Linked DNA regions of Homo sapiens: region 1 is linked to region 2. The links are chromatin contacts, found by Hi-C or POLR2A ChIA-PET in ENCODE. All regions are on one chromosome and are shown on one strand. Each heading gives the region's core, a stretch centred on a gene start or an enhancer-like site at or near the end of the contact. The rest is flanking DNA. Distances are from core to core; before and after follow the strand shown.

Region 1 (6,158 bases), core at 2,677-5,176, 94 kb after region 2:
AGTCCAAATTTAATCCTCACTGATAGGACCATATTACTCCAAATTTAATCAAAACCAAAATCAATTGTAGTGGTTTATCATCTCATATTTTAAAATGACAAAATCCAGCCAGAAATACTAAAGATTACAGCAATATAAAGCAGTCAGTAAGCAGCCTGGAGCCAAAAAGTTCATAGAAGTTAAAAAATCAGTAATTCACATATTCTCACTACATGTGTATTCTCACCTTGAATTCTCCAGAATGTAGAAGTGGGTGCCACAACAAGACATGAGCTAGTCTTGGGATAACCACCTCTGCTGCCAGGCCAAAAAGAAACCTCTGATCCCGGAGGGACCCTGTGCCATCCATCATCCAGTCTGCTCCTGCCCCTGCTCTGTGCTTCTGGGGCCCACCTGTGGGAGTGAGACCCCAGCTCCTCACTGTGCTCCTCATCCTGCAGCCTGCTGGGTCAGGCAAGGTATCCAATGCATGAACCGCGAGAGATTTGGAGAGACATCAACATCTAGAAAGGAAAGGAATTTGCATATGTAATTTGGAAGTCATGATTTTCCTGTCAAGTTTTCATGGCTGAATCCCTTCTGCAGAAATGGAAGACTTGACAGCAAAGATGTTTCCCCAGGCTCATCAACACTAAGCCCGTCCTTGCATGCAGAAGAGGCTCCCAGTCTCCATGGTCCTGGGACTCAGTGCTGCAAGTTGGGGGTCTGGTAGGTGGTCTGTACGCCCAAGGAGGGCCACACAGGTGCAGTGTGGATGCTGGCCCCTGTGCTGTGCAGCGTGACAGCCAGGACTCGGTGGGGTCTGGAGTGGCTTTCAGAGGAAGGGCCACAGAATTTTTATTAAAGGAGTGGTTCCCTCCACAGTCCTCCTCTGATCCTCACTTGCTCAGACATTCAGAGGAACAAGAATTCATGGCATTTGGCTTTTCTTTCTGTGCTTCAATCATCATCATCATGGTAACAGCAATAGAACCATTTCCTATTATTAGAGAGTTGAGGTCACATAACTGAGGTCACATAACATGAGACTGGTCAGTGGCTGAGCCCAGATCTGGATTCCAGGAGTCCAGCTTCAGAGTTCATGTACCTGCCCTTGTAGGTTGGGTCCTTGAATGTATGTGTGGTATCTGGGCATCCAAGGCTAGAAGCCATTCAAAATGTACTCCCAGGCCTCCCTGACCTTTCCCATCTCTGTTATATCAAGAGGGAGGTTTCCTTTCCATTCACCAACTATCGAGCACTTACTGTCTATTGAAGGAACTATCTTTGGTGCTGGAAATTAAATGTTGAACAAGAAATGAGAATCCTGCTTTTAAGTATTTCATGTCATAGTGTGCAGGATACACAGGGCAAACAGCCACAAAGAAGCAAGAGGATTCATAGTGATAGACTGTCTGCTGGAGGGGACACAGGGCGATCGCTGGAAAGCAGGGGAAGGTGGGGGACTGAGCAGGGCTGTGGCAGGGCCACTGTCCTTAGACATCAGGGAGGGGTCCTTCAAGAGAACAACATCCCATTGCAGGCCTCTCTGCAGTGAAGAAGCCAGCTGTAGGAGAGTGGAAGCAGCTGCGTCCAGCAGAGGCAAAGCTCCGGTGAAGATGCCCAGGCAGGACCCAGCTTGGCATGCTAGGGCGGAGCTTCCCAGACCCACCCCATCTTAGCCTGTTCAGGCCACTGTGACAAAGACACAGACTGGTGGGCTGAAACAACAGGAATGCATTCTCTCATGGTCCTGGAGGCTGGAAGTCCAAGATCAAGGTGTGGGCAAGGGGGTTTCTCCTGAGGCCTCTCTCCTTGGCTTGCAGACAGCCGTCTTCTCCCTGCGTCCTTACATGGACTTTCCGCCGTGTGTGTCTGTGTCCTCCTCTCTTTAAAAGGACACAGGTGCTACCAGATTAGGACCCGCCCTAATGACATCATTTAACCTTAATTACCTCTTTAAAGGCCTATCTCCAACACAGTCACACTGGGCTTAGGGCTTCAACGTATGAATTTTGGAGGACACAATTGAGTCTACTTAACATTGTTAAATGCGCGTTGCCAGGCACATCCCCAGAACTTCTGAGGCAGTAGGTCTGGGTTGAGATCCGAGAATTTGCATTTCTAGCAAGGTCCCAGGGGATGCTGATGCTGCTCATCCAGGGATCCCAGCTTGAGAAATATTTCAAAGTTTCCAGGAAGGCAACAAAGGCAGCAGCAGAAGGCGCCCTGGGAGATTGGGAAGGATATGGCTCAGGGCAGGAGGAGGAGGCAGACTCGTCAGGGTCCTGGGGTAAACGTAAGCGTCTGGATGTTCCTCAGAGGGTGGAAACCATGGGAGGGGAGGACCGGGGAGCGCATTTCACAGAGCCACATGCCAGTGCCCTATAGAGAAAGGCTCATAGGCGACAAGGGGGTCCAGGTGGGAAACTGAGGCAAGGGGTCCTGGCTGCACGGCTGGAGCCTGACCAGGTGGTGGAAAACCCGTGGGATAAGTGGATAGAGTTGGGGTATGTTTGGAAGACAGAGGCCCAACAGCTTTCTGGTTCCCTGGCTGGAGGAGGCAGGTGAAGAAAAAGTAGAAATTAAGGGTGTGTCCTAGGTTGGGGCTTGGGCATCTGAGTAAAGTTGACGCTGTTAACTGCAATGGGAAATACTGGCATAAAAACAGGTGTGGGGGAGAAAGTGGAGACTTCTGGCCTGGGCACATGAGGTCTGAGATAGTATAAGAGGTCAGAGGCTGGGTGTGGCAGCTCACGCCTGTAATCCCAGCACTTTGGGAGGCTGAGGCAGGTGGAGAACACTTGAAGCCAGAAGTTCAAGACCAGCCTGGCCAATGTGGTGAAACCCCATCTCTACTAAAAATACAAAACATAAATAAATAAATTAGCTGGGTGTGGTGGTGCACACCTGTAGTCCCAGCTACTCAGGAGACTGAGACAGGAGAATCTCTTGAACCTGGGAGGCAGAGGTTGCAGTGAGTTGAGATCATGCCACCGCACTCCAGCCTACACAACAGAGTGAGACTCTCAAAAAAAAAAAAAAAAAAAAGAGGTCTGAGATGTTACAAGATGTCCTGGCAGAGATTCCAATCTTGAGTCCAGACTGGAGAGGGAGGCTGAGAGGCTGGGGGAGAGGGTCCATAGAGCTATGGGTACAAGTGAGCCAGAACACCAAGGCAGGGAGTGAGGGCCGGGATGGAAGGAAGGCTGGGAGGGAGCCCTGGGCATCCAGCACCCAGAGGGTGAGGAGGGGAGGGGAGCCGCCAAAATGTGTGCCGTTCAGGAGGAAACCCGCGGAGTGTGAGTCAACCAGCAAAGCCTTTCAAGAGGACCAGAGTGGCCAGATGAGTGCACAGCCCCTAAGGGATAGATTAGAATGAGGACTCGACCCATGGGAGGGCTGGACGCCCGACCATGTAGGCTGCAGCACATGTGAAGACCAACACCAGCAGTCTGACCACTGGTCAAAAGCATGAGATTTGGTATAAAGGAGATTTTTGTGTAAGCAATAGTTTCTGTTCCTCTTAGCCACATGATTTGAGAAAATTATTTAAATGACCCGAGCCTCACCTTCAACATGAGGAACATCATATTCCCTTTGATAAAATGTTGCTGGTGTAAGTGCTCCATAAATGACAGCTTTTATTAGCAGAAGCAGAGATAATCCAACTTCAATGGGAGATTAAACAACGACTTCTGTTTAGAGCTTTAAAATGAGTGAGATGTGTCCACCGCTGGGGTTCTTCTCTTGGTGCCTGCATTGCCCTGCAGGAAGCCTGGTGGTGGTGCCTGGTGTGGTCTGCCAGCTCTCAGCTGGGTGGGAAAGTGGTGCTGAATGGCCCCACCTCTGCTCTGGGTTTTGCCCCACAGGTCGCTGCAGGCCTGCCCCTGGGCTGTGCTGAGTCATCTCCGCAGGCAGGACCTCCCCAGGCAGGCACAAGGCACTGGGAGGTGCCGCCCCTTGGGCCCAGGCCAGTGGAGTTTTAATTGCTGCTCCTCTATTGTTGGCTCTGGTTCCGCTTCTGGAAGGTTTCCAGCCTTTGCTCCTGGGCTTTGGTCTCTTCAGGGAGCCTCCAGCTGCCTCTTTGTCATCAGTGAAGCCACTGAGACCTCCTCTTGGCCCTCCCCCTCCTCCTCCTCCTCCTCCTCCTCCTCATCTTTGCTGGATAATGAGGACTTCAGATCTTGTTTCTGAAGAGAGAGGCTGAGCTGACTTCTGAAGGGTGGAAGGCACCAAACAGGGAGAGGTTTCCAAATCTGGGGACACAGGACAACTGAGTCCCAAATTGTGAACACTTTATTTAAACCCTAAAGGACAGGTCTTTGAAGACTGACTACAGAGGCCACTCAAGGGGATGGAAAGAATATGGGCTTGGGAGGCACAGGCACCTGGGTGCAGACGCCTAACCAGTTCCATCAGGACCTGTGGCAGGTTGCCCACCTACACCAAGCCTCAGTTTCCCCATCTGTGGAGTGGACTGATGTCCACGTGCAAGCCATAGGAGAATTGCAGACAATGCATGAAAAGCATGGAGCCCGAGGGCTGGCTTTAGTGGGAGTCAAAACATGATCACTTTTTCTGTAAACTTTAATTTGGAGATAATGTCAAAGCTACAAAAATTACAAACAGAAAACTAGTACAAGGAACATCTGACTCCTTTATGCAAATCTCCCTTATTGCTGACATAAAAAATGGTAACGTGTTAAATCAATATTTTTAATGTTTAAGCTATTGCGTTGCAAAAACTTTACAGTGTGAACCCAGGCATGTCTCTCAATGTCTCTGAGACTGCCTTTGCTCATCTGTGAAGTGGGAAGGATGTTGTAGCATTTACACCACAGTGAGGGATGAGCAGGAACTTCTGGCCTAGCCACAATAACATAGCTGTCCTAACGAGGCAGGAAAATAGGGTCTGGAGGCAGAGAATATGAGGCTAGTTCACACTTGAGCTATAACAGGAAATATCCTCTCCATAGGGCATACACTATAAATGACTTTGTAACTTTATTTCATCCTCTCCCTTTACATGGGGTGTACACCAAGTCACCAATGTAATCCTCTAGTGGATATTTAAACTCAAAAAACCTCTGTAACAGGGCCTTTGATCCCCTATGCTCAGGCCCGCTCCCACATTGTGGAGTGTGCTTTCATTTTCAATAAAACCCTTCCCTCCTTGCTTTGTGCATTTTGTCCAACTCTTTGTTGAGGACGTCAAGAGCCTAGACACCTTCCACCATTAACATATTTTGGCGAGCCAGCCAGAAGGAAGAGATAAGCCCAAAGTTTGGGATTCATTTTTCTCCCTTTCCTTTCTGCTCCATTCAGGGGCTCTCTCTCTCTCTCTCCCTCTCTCTTTTCCTTTCCAACTTGGGACCCTTGGTGGGAAGCAGGTAAACATGGAAGCAACTGCAGGTTTCTGGCCATGGCCAGTGAAACTAAGGGGTTTCCATGTGGAGAAGGCTGACCGCCACCTCTTCATTAGCTTAAGGAACCTTGGTCTTTTTCATTTCCACCTTCCCGCCCCCCACTCCCATCCCACTTTCTTTTTCAGTCTTTCAGAGGCTGTTGCCTACTGGCTCCTTGGAAATTGAGGGCAATCGGCTGGGGTCACTCCCTAGTACTGCCTGAAGGCCTAAGAATGAATGGGTATAATTGCCCTGCCCCAAGTGGGAAGGAGTTGTTTTTTTATCTTTTCTTTTTTTGTTATTTCTTTCTTTCTTTCTTTCTTTATTTTTATTTTATTATTATTATACTTTAAGTTTTAGGGTACATGTGCACAATGTGCGGGTTAGTTACATCTGTATACATGTGCCATGCTGGTGTGCTGCACCCATTAACTCGTCATTTAGCATTAGGTATATCTCCTAAAGCTATCCCTTCCCCCTCCCCCCACCGCACAACAGTCCCCAGAGTGTGATGTTCCCCTTCCTGTGTCCATGTGTTCTCATTGTTCAATTCCCACCTATGAGTGAGAATATGTGGTTTTGGTTTTTTGTTCTTGCGATAGTTTACTGAGAATGATGATTTCCAATTTCATCCATGTCCCTACAAAGGACAAGAGCTCATCATTTTTTATGGCTGCATAGTATAGGCATGGGCAAGGACTTCATGTCTAAAACACCAAAAGTAATGGCAACAAAAGCCAAAATTGACAAATAGGATCTAATTAAACTAAA
Region 2 (5,848 bases), core at 261-2,760:
GTGCTGGGAGCCTCCTCTATGAGATGGGGCTCCATAATGTGGCTCTACGTTCCCTTTCTCCTCCAGTGTGGAAAAAAAATCCCTGCGTGACACACATTTTTTTCCATATTGGAAGAGAAAGGGAATGCAGACCCATACTGCCTGTGTGCCACACACCATTTGCAAATTAGTAATAACTGTGATATGCACTCATTCACTGAGGGTGCTTTGGACCTCTCTCCCACTCTCCATGAGTGGATGCTACATTTTTCCATAATCTACTGGATCTGCCATTTCCTAGGGACTTGCCTTTTTCCCACAAAACAGAGTTGAGGCAAAGGAAAAGCCAGCCCAGGTAGAAGAGGCAACAAAGGCAAGGGGTGGGGATCCGCATCATGATTTCAGGGAACAGCAAACGTTCCATGGGACTGGAGCCCTGAGTCTGTGAGGAGAAATGAACAAGTCTACCACAGTCATCCAGAATGAGAGGCAAAATTATGTCACAAAAGGTGTGAGTGGGAAAACTGGGCCCAGCGGCAGATTATTCCAGGAAGGGATTGTGCCTTTGTATGTCTCTGCAATGCTAACCTCAATGCCAGTTCCTCAGAGTGTTACAGACATTTGCCATGCATCTGTTACTCAAGTGCTCTGCTCAGAGAGGGTCAGTCTTAAGCCCCCAGGAGCATCCTGTTGTGAATCGGTTCACACTTCTTTGAGATGGGCAAGAGGGAAATGTGATGTATAGGGAGAAGAGGGGTGGAGGAGAGGTTCATTCCCCTAGAGAAGCTGATGGAGACAACCCAAGCTTTAAATAAATCAACTCTGGTCCTTTAAACAAGAAAAGGGGATTTCATTACTATGTTGGTCAGCTGGAGACAGCCCTGGGGCAGAATATGTAACCTATTAAAGAAACAAAACCTCTTGTAAATGCCCTTAAAGCCAACACAGTTCTGTTTAATTCAAATAAATTCTCTTTATCTCTCTAAAAGGGCTTTCTAAAAACTTCAAGCTTATACTTTAATAAAGTTAAATCATTTATATGTAGAGAAATGCAACATTTCATTGCTATAGTACTTTCTATACCTCAGCCTTTTCTTTAATTTAGTCTTTTAATTCAGACTTGCTGAATTCGAATCAACAGCAGAGAGCAGGAACTTTGGAGTCTTATTTACCTGGGGTTCCTCCCCATCTTTCATCTTGGTGGCTGGTCAAGTTAGCCAGCCTCTTGAAGCCTGTGGTTTCCCCTTCTGTACACTGAGGACAATAACAGGACTCATCCCAATGGGCTTGCATGAGGGTCACATGAGGTGATGTGTATTATGCACTCAATGTGCCCAAGACATTTGTGCACGTATTATTATTAAGAACAAACCACAAAGTGGGGTTTACTTTTTGATAGCTTCTTAGTTCTGAGGTAAGTTTATTTCCTTGCTAATATTCCTTTTATCACATATAAAAGAGGTGTGTCTAAATCTCACTGCATCATTATGAAAACATGGCTCACAGTCGAGTCATGTGGGTGGTAGCCAGACACTGTGTCTTTGTTTGGTCATTTAGTGATGCAACCCTTGAAAAATTCTCTCTCTGATAATTCTGTTGGGAACAGTTTCCAAGCCATTAAAATGTTATTCTTCCAAATCCTCCTGCATCGGCAACGGGAAAAAAGACAAAATGCAGTGTCATTTGGGCTTTGCCTAAAATGAATTGAATCCTCCTCAGCAACAGATAGAGTGTGAAATTGATCATGAATTTTCTGAAGTCAGAGTCGTGACTTGCTGATGACATGTGTCACGAATGCAGGTAGAGGGATATCTCCTTAGCATAATTTTCATGGGTTTGGAACTGGAGGTAACTTCTACAGGTGACTGGAGCAGGAATTTACACCTGCAGGGACCAAGGGAAAAGATTTTTTCAGCAAATGAGTGACTATTGATACTTCAGAAAAAACATTTACCTGAGAGAGTTAAGCATTTTGCAGATATTTATTTACATAGAAGTAGTTGGAAATTAATTACAAATAATCCTTATCTATTTTTAAAGCAGTTCCACTAGGGAGAAAACTTGAAAGTCTCGTACAAGGTTATTCTATGCACAGGATAGAAATTTGGAGCCAAAAGAACAAATTAATCCATCCTCCTAATTTTGCAGATGGGAGAAGGCAGGAAATAGGAACCCTGTCTTGGATCATAGAAGTGGTGGTGACCAATGAGGGCCTAGAACAGGGACAGCAAACAGGCTTCTTCTCTGGCCCTGGCTTAGTGGATTGGAAGGGGTTTCATGGACCCCTGTTAGAAGGATATGCACCAAGGACATGACAGCATAAGGGCAACCATGGGGGGCCATTCCTGGACCACTGTCTAAATTACCTATGTTAACTAACCAACATTTATTATACACCAACTGTATGCTTTATCTAATTTTTTTCAACCATGCATACTCCCCCTAAAGGTATGAATTCATAGTCCAGTATAATCATGGCATATCTTCCTAGAGCTTCAATTTTACTTGGTGGGTAGATAATTTACAATGAAAATTTTCTATGAAAGCAAATGGACTAGAAAGCCAAATTCATGTGAACAATAAAACATGCAAGTTAGGGACATGTTATGGTTGTAGTTTTAGACTCTGCTCCTGGGCTTCCCTGTGTAATCCACTCAGAGATATTTTGGCAGAAAAATTTGAGAAGTGGATCCAGATAAAGTAGTTGAAGTTTATTCCTGGAGTCACACATCCTGGAAGGGGTGGCATGGAGGTCTGTGTAACTGAAGAACTGTTGTGCTTTCTGTTACAGAGTCCAGAGTGAAGGGAGGAAGCCTTGAGTTTAAAATCAAGGGCACTGGAACCAGATCAGAGGGGAAGGCAATATTATGGTCTGCCTACTGTGAGGCAGCCACAGCAGAGACTTGAGTATAAATTCAACACAACCATTTTCAACACGTCTCTGAACATGGAGCCCCCTTAAGGTCACATGGCCTACCCACCTTTATAAAGCCTACAAAGACCCTGGATCTCCTAAGAATATAGGGTTTGTTTTGCTGGAGAACAGAAAAGACAGAAGTAGGGGGTGATGTTTAAGTATAGTTTTAAAAACATCATGGGAGACATCAAATGCCTGGCAGAGCCCAAGATATTCTAAGCATTTCTTTGTTTCTGTCTCTCCTTTTTGGCTGGCTTGGACATGCCAGGTTTCACTATATTTGGAGACAGCTAGTTGAGTTCTTCCGGGGTCCCTATGATAACTGGGTGGGCAGCCACAGAACTCCAGATTCCTCTGTTGTGATGGAGGTACGGGAGGGCATCTCTCGCTGTGAAATGCTAGGGCAAGAATTCCACAAAGAGAATTTGTCTATTATTGACGCCTTGTATGTCTCCATAGAGAGGTGTGTTGCTCGGGGAATGTGTCAGCCAAGAACCTAAGGTCACTTGGATAAGCAACCAAAGAAATCAGACGGGTACACATCAGAAGGATGTGGGTAGAAGAGAATAGTTAGTACCAACTGTGAACCCAGGATATCTGAGAGAGGTCTCAATCAATTTATAAAGTTTATTTTGCCAAGGTTAAGGACGTGCCCACGACACAGCCCCAGGAATTTCTGACGACATGTGCCCAGGGTGTCTGGGGTACAGCTTGCTTGAATACATTTTAGAGAAACATGAAATATCAATCAATATGCGTAATATGTACATTGGTTCTGTCTGGAAAGGTGGGACAGGGCCAGGGCAGTGCCAGGTCACATTCTTTTGAGTCCTTGATCAGCCTTTCCCTGAATACACAGTTTAGCCTGGCTCGGTGAATCTGTATTTTCACATAAACAATAGGGCAGAGGAAGCAATCAGATATGCATTTGTCTCAGGTGAGCAGAGGGATGACTTTCTGTCCTGCATCTGTGAAGATAAGCTGTCAGTTTACATTGCCAGGGTGAAATTCAACAGAACTGTTTTAGGGATGAAGGTCTCGAGGCCCACATGAGTTTCCTTGTGGGTAAATTGCGAGGGAGATATGTAGCTTTAAAAAATATATATATATATTTGTAGCTATCTTACTTAGGAATAAATTGGGAGGCAGGTTTGCCTGATGTAGTTTCCAGCTTGACTTTCCTCTTGATTTAGTGATTTTGGGGTCTGAGATTTATTTTCCTTTCACACAACTATAAATATTTGATTTAGAAAAGTGGTTCTTGAGCATAGGGGCTAAGATGGCCTAGTAGAAACAGCTGCAGTCAGAGGCTCTCACTGAGAAGAATGAAAATGGCGAGCGAATCCTGAACCAGCAACTGAGGAATCCTGGGACTGACTATGCGGTTGGTGCAACTCATGGAAAGCGAGGAAAAGCAGGGTGGAGCCATGCCCACCTGGTAGTCATATGGGGCAAGGGGAGCCCCCACCCTCAGCCAAGAGAAGCATTGGGTGATTGTGCTACCCCACCTGGGAAACCACTCTTTTTCCATAAATCTGTGCAACCCACAGATCAGGAAATCCCCCTCATGAGCCCATGCCACCAGGGCCTTGGGTCCCAAGCACAGAGCTGTGCAAATTCTCTGCTGCCACTAGGCTGGAGACTGCTTAAGACTACAAGTTCCTGGAGGGAAGGGCGGTGGCCTTCACTACAGCTACAGTCTGCCATTATTCCCTGCTTCTTCTGGGGAGACTGAGCAGTTTGGACCCAGGAGGAATTCCCCACAGCACAGCACAGTGGCTGTGGCAGATCATGGCCAGACTGCCTCTTTAGGCTGGACTGTGACCCAGCCCTCCTCGCTGGGCGGGGCCTCCCTGCAGGAATTTCAGCTACCCCAGCCAGGGGTTTACGGACAGAATTCTGATCTCCCTGGGACTGAGCTCCTGTGGGGAGGGGGCCACACTCTCGGCAGATCAGCAGATTTAGTCTTTCCCCCTGCTGGCTCTGAAGAATCTGGGGAGTTCAGACAAGCGGGACTCCCCCCAGCGCAGCACACCCCCTCTGCTAAGGGGCAGCCAGAGTGTTTTGTTAAGTGGGTCCTGGATTCTGTGCCTCCTGACTAAGTGAGAACCCACAACAGGGGTTGCCAGGCACCTTATACGGGAGCCTTCCCACTGGGATAGGTCTGGCGCCCTTTTGGAAGGCAGCTCCCTGAAGAAAGAGCAGGCAGCCATCTTTGCTGTTCTGCAGCCTCCACTGGTGACATCTCTAGGTGTGGGAGGGACCCAGGCGAATAGGGTCTGGAGTGGATTTCCAGCAAACTGCAGCAGCCCTACAGAAGAGAGGCCTGACTGTTAAAGGAAAAACAAATAAACAGAAAGCAACGACAACAACAGCATCAACAAAAGAAGTCTCCACAAAACCCCATCCAAAGGGCAGCAGCCTCAAAGATCGAAGCTAGATAAATTCATGAAGATGAGAAGGAATCAATGAAAACCACTGAAAACTCAAAAAGCCAGAGTGCCTCTTCTCCTCTAAATGATCACAACACCTCTCCGGCAAGGGCACAGAACTGGGTGGAGGCTGAGATGAATGAATTGACAGAAGTAGGCTTCGGAAAGTGGGTAATAACGAACTTTGCTGAGCTAAAGGAGCATGTTCTAACCCAATGCAAATAAGCTAAGAACCATGATAAAATATTACAGTAGCTGTGAACCAGAATAACCAGTTTAGAGAGAGGAATATAAATTACCTGATGGAGCTGAAAAACACAACACAAGAACTTCACAATGCAACCACAAGTATCAATAGCCCAATAGACCAAGTGGAGGAAAGAATTTCAGAGCTTGAAGACTGTCTTGCTGAAATAAGATAGGCAGACAAGATTAGAGAAAAAAGAATGAAAAGGAATGAACAAAACCTCTGAGAACTACAGGATTATGTAAAAAGACTGAACCTACGACTGATTGGGGT

What was found. A loop is a pair of places that touch in the nucleus more often than their neighbours do. ChIA-PET counts read pairs that join two places held with the same protein, here RNA polymerase II (POLR2A). Pooled maps may share reads with other maps.
Region 1: a loop to region 2 is called in a map of Calu3, with 2.3 times the contacts of the local background. The contact joins two enhancer-like sites. A Hi-C loop is called at or near these places in 1 of 168 maps with a recorded cell type or tissue (Calu3) and 1 of 50 pooled maps. POLR2A ChIA-PET finds 5 or more read pairs at or near these places in 2 of 52 experiments (HEK293T and activated naive CD8-positive, alpha-beta T cell).

The regions. Positions count from the first base shown.
Region 1 is chr7:50,959,210-50,965,367 of GRCh38, forward strand. No RefSeq gene overlaps it. Among named protein-coding and RNA genes, the nearest start is that of GRB10, 180 kb to the left of the region's middle. RefSeq lists an enhancer at 3,909-4,424. Within about 2 kb of position 3,927, at least 2 of the 41 ENCODE cell types and tissues checked have a DNase peak (open chromatin) inside an H3K27ac peak, as active enhancers do.
Region 2 is chr7:50,868,046-50,873,893 of GRCh38, forward strand. No RefSeq gene overlaps it. Among named protein-coding and RNA genes, the nearest start is that of GRB10, 88 kb to the left of the region's middle. RefSeq lists an enhancer at 1-305. Within about 2 kb of position 1,511, at least 4 of the 41 ENCODE cell types and tissues checked have a DNase peak (open chromatin) inside an H3K27ac peak, as active enhancers do.